3 separate regions of the Mus musculus genome follow, and all the other regions are linked to region 2. A link is a loop called in an ENCODE intact Hi-C map of the cell type or tissue named here. Cell type or tissue: left cerebral cortex. All regions are shown on one strand.

What was found. A loop is a pair of places that touch in the nucleus more often than their neighbours do. Peaks named below come from ENCODE experiments on the same cell type or tissue, not always from the same donor. Only the 100,000 strongest peaks of a DNase experiment are listed, where the experiment ranks them.
Region 1: it touches region 2 in a loop (2.7-fold over the local background); 1 of 42 quality-filtered maps calls a loop at or near these places.
Region 3: it touches region 2 in a loop (2.2-fold over the local background); 1 of 42 quality-filtered maps calls a loop at or near these places.

What each region holds. Positions count from the first base shown.
Region 1 is chr17:46,327,018-46,329,517 of GRCm38, reverse strand. Abcc10 (ATP-binding cassette, sub-family C (CFTR/MRP), member 10) reads left to right here and starts at 1,495. Exons shown (of 21, transcript NM_170680.2): 1 at 1,495-1,746. The coding sequence starts at 1,586. In left cerebral cortex, CTCF peaks have their summits at 1,257 (motif pointing right) and 2,003; a DNase peak (open chromatin) is centred at 1,379; H3K4me3 peaks cover 1,612 bases; H3K27ac peaks cover 1,529 bases.
Region 2 is chr17:46,201,087-46,203,586 of GRCm38, reverse strand. Polh (polymerase (DNA directed), eta (RAD 30 related)) reads left to right here and starts at 946. Exons shown (of 11, transcript NM_030715.4): 1 at 946-1,190. It overlaps Xpo5 (exportin 5), which reads right to left and starts at 776. Exons shown (of 32, transcript NM_028198.3): 1 at 562-776. The coding sequence starts at 666. In left cerebral cortex, a CTCF peak has its summit at 1,012; DNase peaks (open chromatin) are centred at 283, 320, 885 and 2,283; H3K4me3 peaks cover 1,971 bases; H3K27ac peaks cover 1,199 bases.
Region 3 is chr17:46,392,230-46,394,729 of GRCm38, reverse strand. The region is part of intron 2 of Zfp318 (zinc finger protein 318); the gene reads right to left. Among named protein-coding and RNA genes, the nearest start is that of Zfp318, 9.7 kb to the right of the region's middle. In left cerebral cortex, a CTCF peak has its summit at 1,498 (motif pointing right); a DNase peak (open chromatin) is centred at 1,514.

The DNA of each region.
Region 1 (2,500 bases), 130 kb before region 2:
TACAGAGTGAGTTCCAGGACAGCCAGGGCTACACAGAGAAACCCTGTCTTGAAAAACAAAAAACAACAAAAAAAAAGATTTTGAATTCATTTCTCTCCCTGTACCTTCTGTCTCTGTTGTCTAATATGTCATTTATCTGTGTACTGTGTGTATGATTAATAAGGGATATATATATATCAGAAAACATGGCATGTGAAAGGAATAAGGACTTTCTTCTAGAAATATTTTTAAATAAATTTAAACAGATTGAATACACAGTAGGGAAACAAGACAGGTACATAATTTTAAATGTCTCAAATCTTTAATTTGGTTTCAAGGTCTTCAGTTTCTGAAGGCAAATATTTTGGGGGGAAAAAAACCCAAACTATTCCCACAACACTGAACACTCTCATGAAGTCAGTACCAATATACACCTTGCAAACATAAAGCTAAAATGAAACTAATCTCATCGCGCTGCTAAAATTGGTGGGTCAGGGTCCGAACCAACATCTATCTGGATAACCAAAAGTTTCCGTTCTTCCCATCACTCTGAAATATTTAGGAATGACTAAGCAAAGCACGTGACCTGAACACTTTTTTTTTAAAGTTTATATGTATGTGTGTGCAGGTGCTTACAGAGACCAAGAAGGCCTTGGATCCCTGGAGCTGGAGCCTTCTTACACGGGTGCTGGAAATCAAATCCAGGTCCTGTGCAAGAGCAGGAAGCACTCTTCTTAATCTTTGAGCCACAGCTTTAGACATAAACATTTTAAGGCCTTGACATAAACATTTTAAATTATACAAATTTCACAATACTTGGGTTGGTATTATCATCTCAATCGAAAAAAAAAAAAGCCAAAAAAAAAAAAAACAAAAAACAAAAAACCAAGGCTCAAGTAAGTTGGATACTTTCAAGATCTTGTAGCCTTAGGATACAGGAATAGCCTTTTGTCCTCAAGCATTCCTCAGCGTGGCAGGCATGTTTGGATTTCCAGCTCTTTAAACGCTGTGCATTTGTCAACTAGTATGCAATAGGTAAGCGAGAGCGAGCGCTCCACGTGCCAGGGTCTTAATGAATTTGCACAAGGACAGGACTGGGTGGGTCACTGCGCAAGCCAAAAGACAGAAACGTGCGCAAACACCATCGCGCTCCCGGGACAGCTCCCCGAGGCAGAGCTGTACGCACGCGCAGAGGCTGGCACGCGTTAGAGCATCCTTACCCCCATGGGCGAAAATAACCAAAAACTGCGAACAGCACCCGTTAACAGGTCTTCCTGCCTCTAGAGGGCCCTAGCATCGTGGCGCAGCACCCTGACCTGGCAGCGCGTCCTTTCTCACCCACAAACACTTGAGATATTAAAACAGCTCAAAGGCGCTTAGGTTTCCAAGTGCGGGAGACAGGAGGGTGAACGTAAGTACCAGGATCTAGAAACTGGCCTGCCCCGGGGACAGCGACTTCCTCTCCAGCCCCGGAAGTACCTCAAGAATGGGCGGGCTCTAGCTCGAAGCGGAAGCAAGGGGCGGTCCCGCCTAGGGGGCGGGGATTCAGCGGGGGACTCAGTCCCCGAGCCTTGTCACTCTTGGCTTCCGCCCGGGTGAGGTGTCTATGGAGGGGCTCCTGGCCCAGCTGTGTGGCACGGACGCGGCGCGGCCGCTCCCGCTGTGGGAAGGGGACACGACGGGCCACTGCTTCACCCAGCTGGTGCTCAGCGCCCTTCCCCACGCGCTCCTCGCCGTCCTCAGTGCCTGCCACTTGGGCACCCCAAGGTGAGACTGCAACGAGGCACCAACTCACATCGCTCCCAGATGTCCCTGGGATTGCGAGGTCTCTGTAGGGCAGAAGCAGAATAAAAGCTGACTGTTCGCACTCAGTTGAGCAAGCCACCTACCTTCTCGGAGTCTCCGCAGTTTTGAGCGGGTTCAATGACACAAGGCGTTTAAACACCGAGTGCGGCGCCTGTCATATCCTTAAAGTTGCCAATGCATCTCTCTTGCAGAGTTTTAAATGTCCTAGTGGAGCTGCCATGAATTGGAGGCAAACTTAGATAAACGTTTTAGCAAAAAAAAAAAAAAAAAAAAAAAAAAAGGATGCTTGTATAGGGCCAGTGGCACGCCACTTCCATCCAGCAAGCCCTGCTATCCCTAGGCTAAAAGCCCATGTAGACTCTGCTGGAGAGAAGCTGTAGGAAGAAGAGTAACGAAATCAAAATCTTAGAACTAACTTGGCTTTGTGTTGTGAGGTGTTGGTGCTACACTCGCCTTGATTTTATATTTAGTTCTTGGATGGCCAAGTTAAGTCCTTCTGTCCCTTTTGCAGAATGAAGCAAAAGCCTAGAAGAGGTTAGTACAGACACCCACAGCAAGCCTGCTCAGGTCAGGCATGTGAAGCCTTTAATCCCAACTCTTGGGAGACAGAGGCAGGTGGATGGATGCCTGTGAGTCCAAGGCCAGCCTGGTCTACAAAGTGAGTTCCAGGCCAGGCAGGGCTAATAAGAGAGCGCCTGTCAAAAAAAAAAAAAAA
Region 2 (2,500 bases):
AAACAGCCGGAGACTATCTCACAGGTATAAACGAGGAAGGAGCGTCACAAATTAGCCCAGAGATGGCCAAGACTCGAAAGATAGAGGTATGTAAGGATGTAAGAAAATGGACACACGGGGATCTAGAATCAGCACAAGTCTGGAGTGATCAGCAGGGAAGAATGAAGGTGGCACTGGGGCAGGAATTTGCACGTGCGCTCCCGGAACGCCAGGGAATGTGGGGTTTGCCCCGGCGTCAGAGCCGGCACAGCCTGCGTGGGTGGAGACCGCGGTGTGATCTAGAGTGAAGAGAAGTGAGGAGTGGGCAAAAAAGCCACTGAGACATGGCGAGGAGATGTGCAACAGTTAGGGACCCTTGCGTGTGATGCAAAGGCAAGCGCGCAGGCAAGAAAAGACTCAAGTGGGAGGAGGTGAGGGCCGCGACCAGAAGCCACCCTCCCCACGGGCAGTGGGAAGATCAAAGGCCGCATAGGCAGGAGACAAACTGAGTTTGGAGAGGCCGTGAGGGAAGCCTGGGATAGGGTTCTCGGGGCAGGCCCAGGCCGCCAGGACCCCAGCTACCTTGAGGGCTTCCAGCCGGTAGCGCTGGGTAGAGCTGGGGTCCATCATGACCGTCACCGCTTTCACTAGCTCCTCGCACAGCGCGTTCACTTGCTCCATCTCCATGGCTAGAGCCGGGAACCCCACCGGCGTCCCGGGAGCACGAGGTTACGCACAGTTCCCCTGGCGGGACCACACGTTGATACCGGGCCGCGGCGGGCTGGGGGTGGGGAAACGGGAGGGAGGAGCGTGAGTCCCAGAAGTTGGAGCTGGGAAGAACCCAGCGCTGCGCATGCGCCGGAGCCGCCACGGCGCATGCGCGCGCGGAAGTGGCCGCTTCGGGTGACGGCCGCGCCTGGCGGGGCGGGGCTGGGGAACGGAAGTTCCGCGGTGCGCAGGCGCGTCAACCGTCCCTCGCGGCGCGCGCGGTGCTGAACTCCAAATTTCCTCTGGGCTTGCTGTGGGGCGTAAACCTGCAGGCTGGAAGGGCTGTTGGCTCGGCGGGAGCCTAGGGCTACCTACTCGGATCTGTGTTATCAGATTACACTCACTTGCTCCTGGGAAGGCGACGACGACATCTAGACGCTGTCATTGGACTCCGCCCGGAGCCCGCAGCTTCGCTCTTGGCAGTTTTGACAGGTGTCGCCTTGGTAAGGACATTAAAACACGGCTCGGGATCGCTATATCGGATGGCTTTTGAAGCCTTGGCTGTCGCTTTTACTTGGGGGTGACTGGGCCGAAATGAAAAGCATGCTTACTGGGAGAGAAGGCTCTAAGAGTGTCTCTAAGGAGAGTTTTCTTGTAGAAAGAGTTTTTCTTGTAATTTTTAAACCTTCCTCTTCACTGGTCCATATTTTCTCGTGCGTCTTACTACACGACCGACTCCCAAACGTGCTTTTGTACAGAATGGGATGAACTGAGATGTTGGAAAACGCATCCCAACTATACCTCTGGGAGGCTGAGGCAGGAGGATTGCTTCCAGTTTGAGGCCAGACTGAGCTGCAAAGTGAGACCCTGCCTCACGAAACAAAACCCATCCCAAATTTACGTAGTCTTTTACGTTTTGGCATTGTGCAGACTTTGCCAATACATAAAAGTACGAAAGGAACACATAAAAGACTTAAGGCTGTATCATCTCTTATCCTGCATATGTTTTAGGAGGTGTTTTTCCACTTAGTAAATTGTTGCCCTTAAATCACAGCTTCGCTTCCAGTTTTACCTCTGATATTTATATTGAATATGGTACTTATCCTGTATTGATTGCGACAATACATTTGCCACCTTCTAGCTTTATCTGTTCCAGTACTACAGAAAAGCCACGCCAGAGCACAAGGACGCCTGACTTAAGTGTAAAAGGTTTCTAAACGTACGATCATTTTGTTTTAGGTGAGGGGCGAGATTTGTAAGGTGTTAATGCTTTGAACATTCAGTATCTTCTTAATTATTTTCTTTACAGTAATTTTGCAGCTTTGTAGTAGTAGTTGCTTGGCACTGTTTTCAATGTGATTGTTTATTTGAAAAATAACTGTTTAAAGTTACAGTTGGGTGCTAGCTCACTCATCTGTATAACCTGTTTCTTGTATTTAAATCATGAATTTCCTGTGTTTCTGTAAAGTATTATTTGTGATAGGCCATTGGTATGCAAAGCTACTGCACATTGGAATTGTCTCGAGAGCCTTTAAGACTGTCTGCGTCATCTCAGCGTTTGGTGGGAGGAGCAAGCAGCTCGGGGCTCATCCTTGGATGCAGAGCAAGTTTTGAGGCCGATTTGGACTACATGGCATTCAGAACCATTCTTGAAAACAAAAAAAGAAATTGCACAAATAGAAAATCACTAAACATCACAAAGTAGTCCTCACAGGTCGGATCTATTCATAGTTGCATAGTTATTGAAAATTTGCAGAGAAACGGGATATTTACATAGTGTTAGATTATCTTCTTCATTTATGTGTGTCTGTGT
Region 3 (2,500 bases), 190 kb before region 2:
TGACCTAGTTCTCCTGGGGGAAAGTTTCATTATAAGAATTACTAAGAACTGTTTGGCCCTGTTCCTTCCTGCCTTGCCTGGGTAACTAAAGGACTCAGAAATAAGTGATGCTCTGGCTCACTGTGAATTTTTATTGTTCAGAAATACAAAGGTCTCAGACCTTTGCAGCATAAAAATCAAAATTCAGGATGAGGTAGTTTCCCTTCTAGCCCAGAGGCAGATAAAAAAAATTAAGCCATTTGGCAGCACTATGGCCACAGAACTTCTAAGACCCAAACCACAAGGATTCTGATATAAATTGTAGATAGAAATAAAGGTCCTCTAGGATTTTTTTGTTTTGTTTTCCAGGACAGGGTTTTTCTGTGTAGCTCCTGCTGTCAAAGAACAAGCTTTGTAGACCAGAGATCCACTTTGGACAAGCTTTGTAGACTCCTAAGAGATCCACCTGGCTCTGCCTCCCACATGCTAGGATTAAATATGTGTGCTACCACTGCCCGGCTCCTCTAGATTTTGAAATTGCATTACATTTTTTTTGTATGTATACGTGTGTGCATGTACTTGGGCACATGTGTGGAGGTCAGAGGACAATCTGTGGAAGTTGGTTCTCTCCTTCTATTCTATGTGTTCTAAGTAGCTCAGGCCCTCAGGCTTACTTACTAGCAAGTTCTTTTACCTGCTCAGCTGTCTTGCTGGCCAGGAGTCTTCTACAATTTTAGAAATCTAATTTCATCTAGGAAAACAGGAAAAAGGAAAGAAGGAAGGCAGGCAGGCAGGCAGATAGACAGGGAGGGAGAGAAAAAGAAACCAGGTCATCTTAGAAGCTAGGAAGCTGAGGCAAGATTATCTCCATAAGTTTGAGTCCAGATTGGATAGAATGAGTTCCAGGCCAGGCAGGGTTTTAAGGTGGAACTCAGTCTCAATAAAATAAAATAAAATCTGAGACTGGAGAGATGGCTCAGTGGTTAAGAGCACTGACTGCTCTTCTACAGGACACGGATTCAATTCCCAGCAACCACGTAGCAGCTTACAACTACCTATAACACCAATTTCAGGGGATCTGACAGACATAGATGAAGGAAAAACATCAATGCACATAAAAATAATCATAAAAAGCTTTATAAAAAATCCAGAATGAATTACCATTCATTATTATTAATGAAAAATTATTAATAACTGTTTCTTTTTTAATTTTAAAAAGATTTATTTTAATTTGTTTATTTATGTGGGTTCATATGTTCTATTATGCCCAGGAAGGCAGAATTTGGGGTCGTCTGCAGCTGGAGTTCTAGGCGTTGAGAGCTGGAAATGTAACTTAGGTCCTCTAAAGGGTCAGTGAAGGGTCTCAACCACAATGCTCTCTCTCCAGTCGCCTAGGTTATTGTTTCTAATAACTTTTGTGTTTCTACAAATGACCTTTTAAAAGTATTAGATATCTTTATGTGCACAGATGTTTTGTCTTCAAGTCTGTCTGTGCACCAAATCCAAGCATGGTGCCACTGGAGGCCAGTAGAGGGCATCGGATACCCTGGAACTAGAGTTATACATGCTTATGAGCTGCCATGGAGGTGGTTAGGAATCAAACCTGGGTGATTTAGAAGAAAAGCCAGTGCACACACACACTCTCTCTCTTTTTTAAAGATTTATTTATTTAATGTATATGAGTACAATGCTCCTGTCTTCAGAGACACCAGAAAAGAGCATTGGATCCCATTACAGATGGTTGTGAGCTACCATGTAGTTTCTGGGAATTGAACTCAGAACCTCTGGGAGAGCAATCAGTGTTCTTAAACACTGAGCCATCTCTCCAGCCCCCAAGCCAGTGCTCTTAACCAGTGATCTATCTCTTTAGCCCCACAGAAATTACCTTTAAAAAGAAACATGGGAGCCGAGCAGTGCTGACACACGCCTTTAATCCCAGTACTCGGGAGGCAGAGGCAGGTGGATTTCTGAGTTCAAGGCCAGCCTGGCCAGGGCTATACAGAGAAACCCTGTCTCGAACCTCCCCCCCCCCCCCAAAAAAAAAGAAAAGAAAAGAAAAGAAATACGAGGCTGGCAAGGTGGCTTGGGAAAGAGCACTGATTGCTCTTCCAAAGGTCCTGAATTCAAATCCCAGCAACCACATGGTAGCTCACAACCATCTGTAATGAGATCTGACGCCCTCTTCTGGTGTGTCTGAAGACAGCTACAGTGTACTTATGTATAATAATAAATAAGTCTTTGGGCCAGAGCGAGCAGGGACTGAGTGAGCGGGGCAGACGGGAGAGAGTGGGGTTGACTGGAGTGAGCAGAGGTCCTAAATACAATTCCCAACAACCACATGGAGGCTCACAACCATCTGTACAGCTACAGTGTACTCATATACATAAAAATAAATAAATCTTTAAAGAAAAAGAAATATGGATAATGTTGAGGATTTAATGTATTATGAAACAAAATAAACTAAGAATGACCTCTGAAATCAAACACCACTGAAATAAAAATTTTACTCTATCAAGTATAA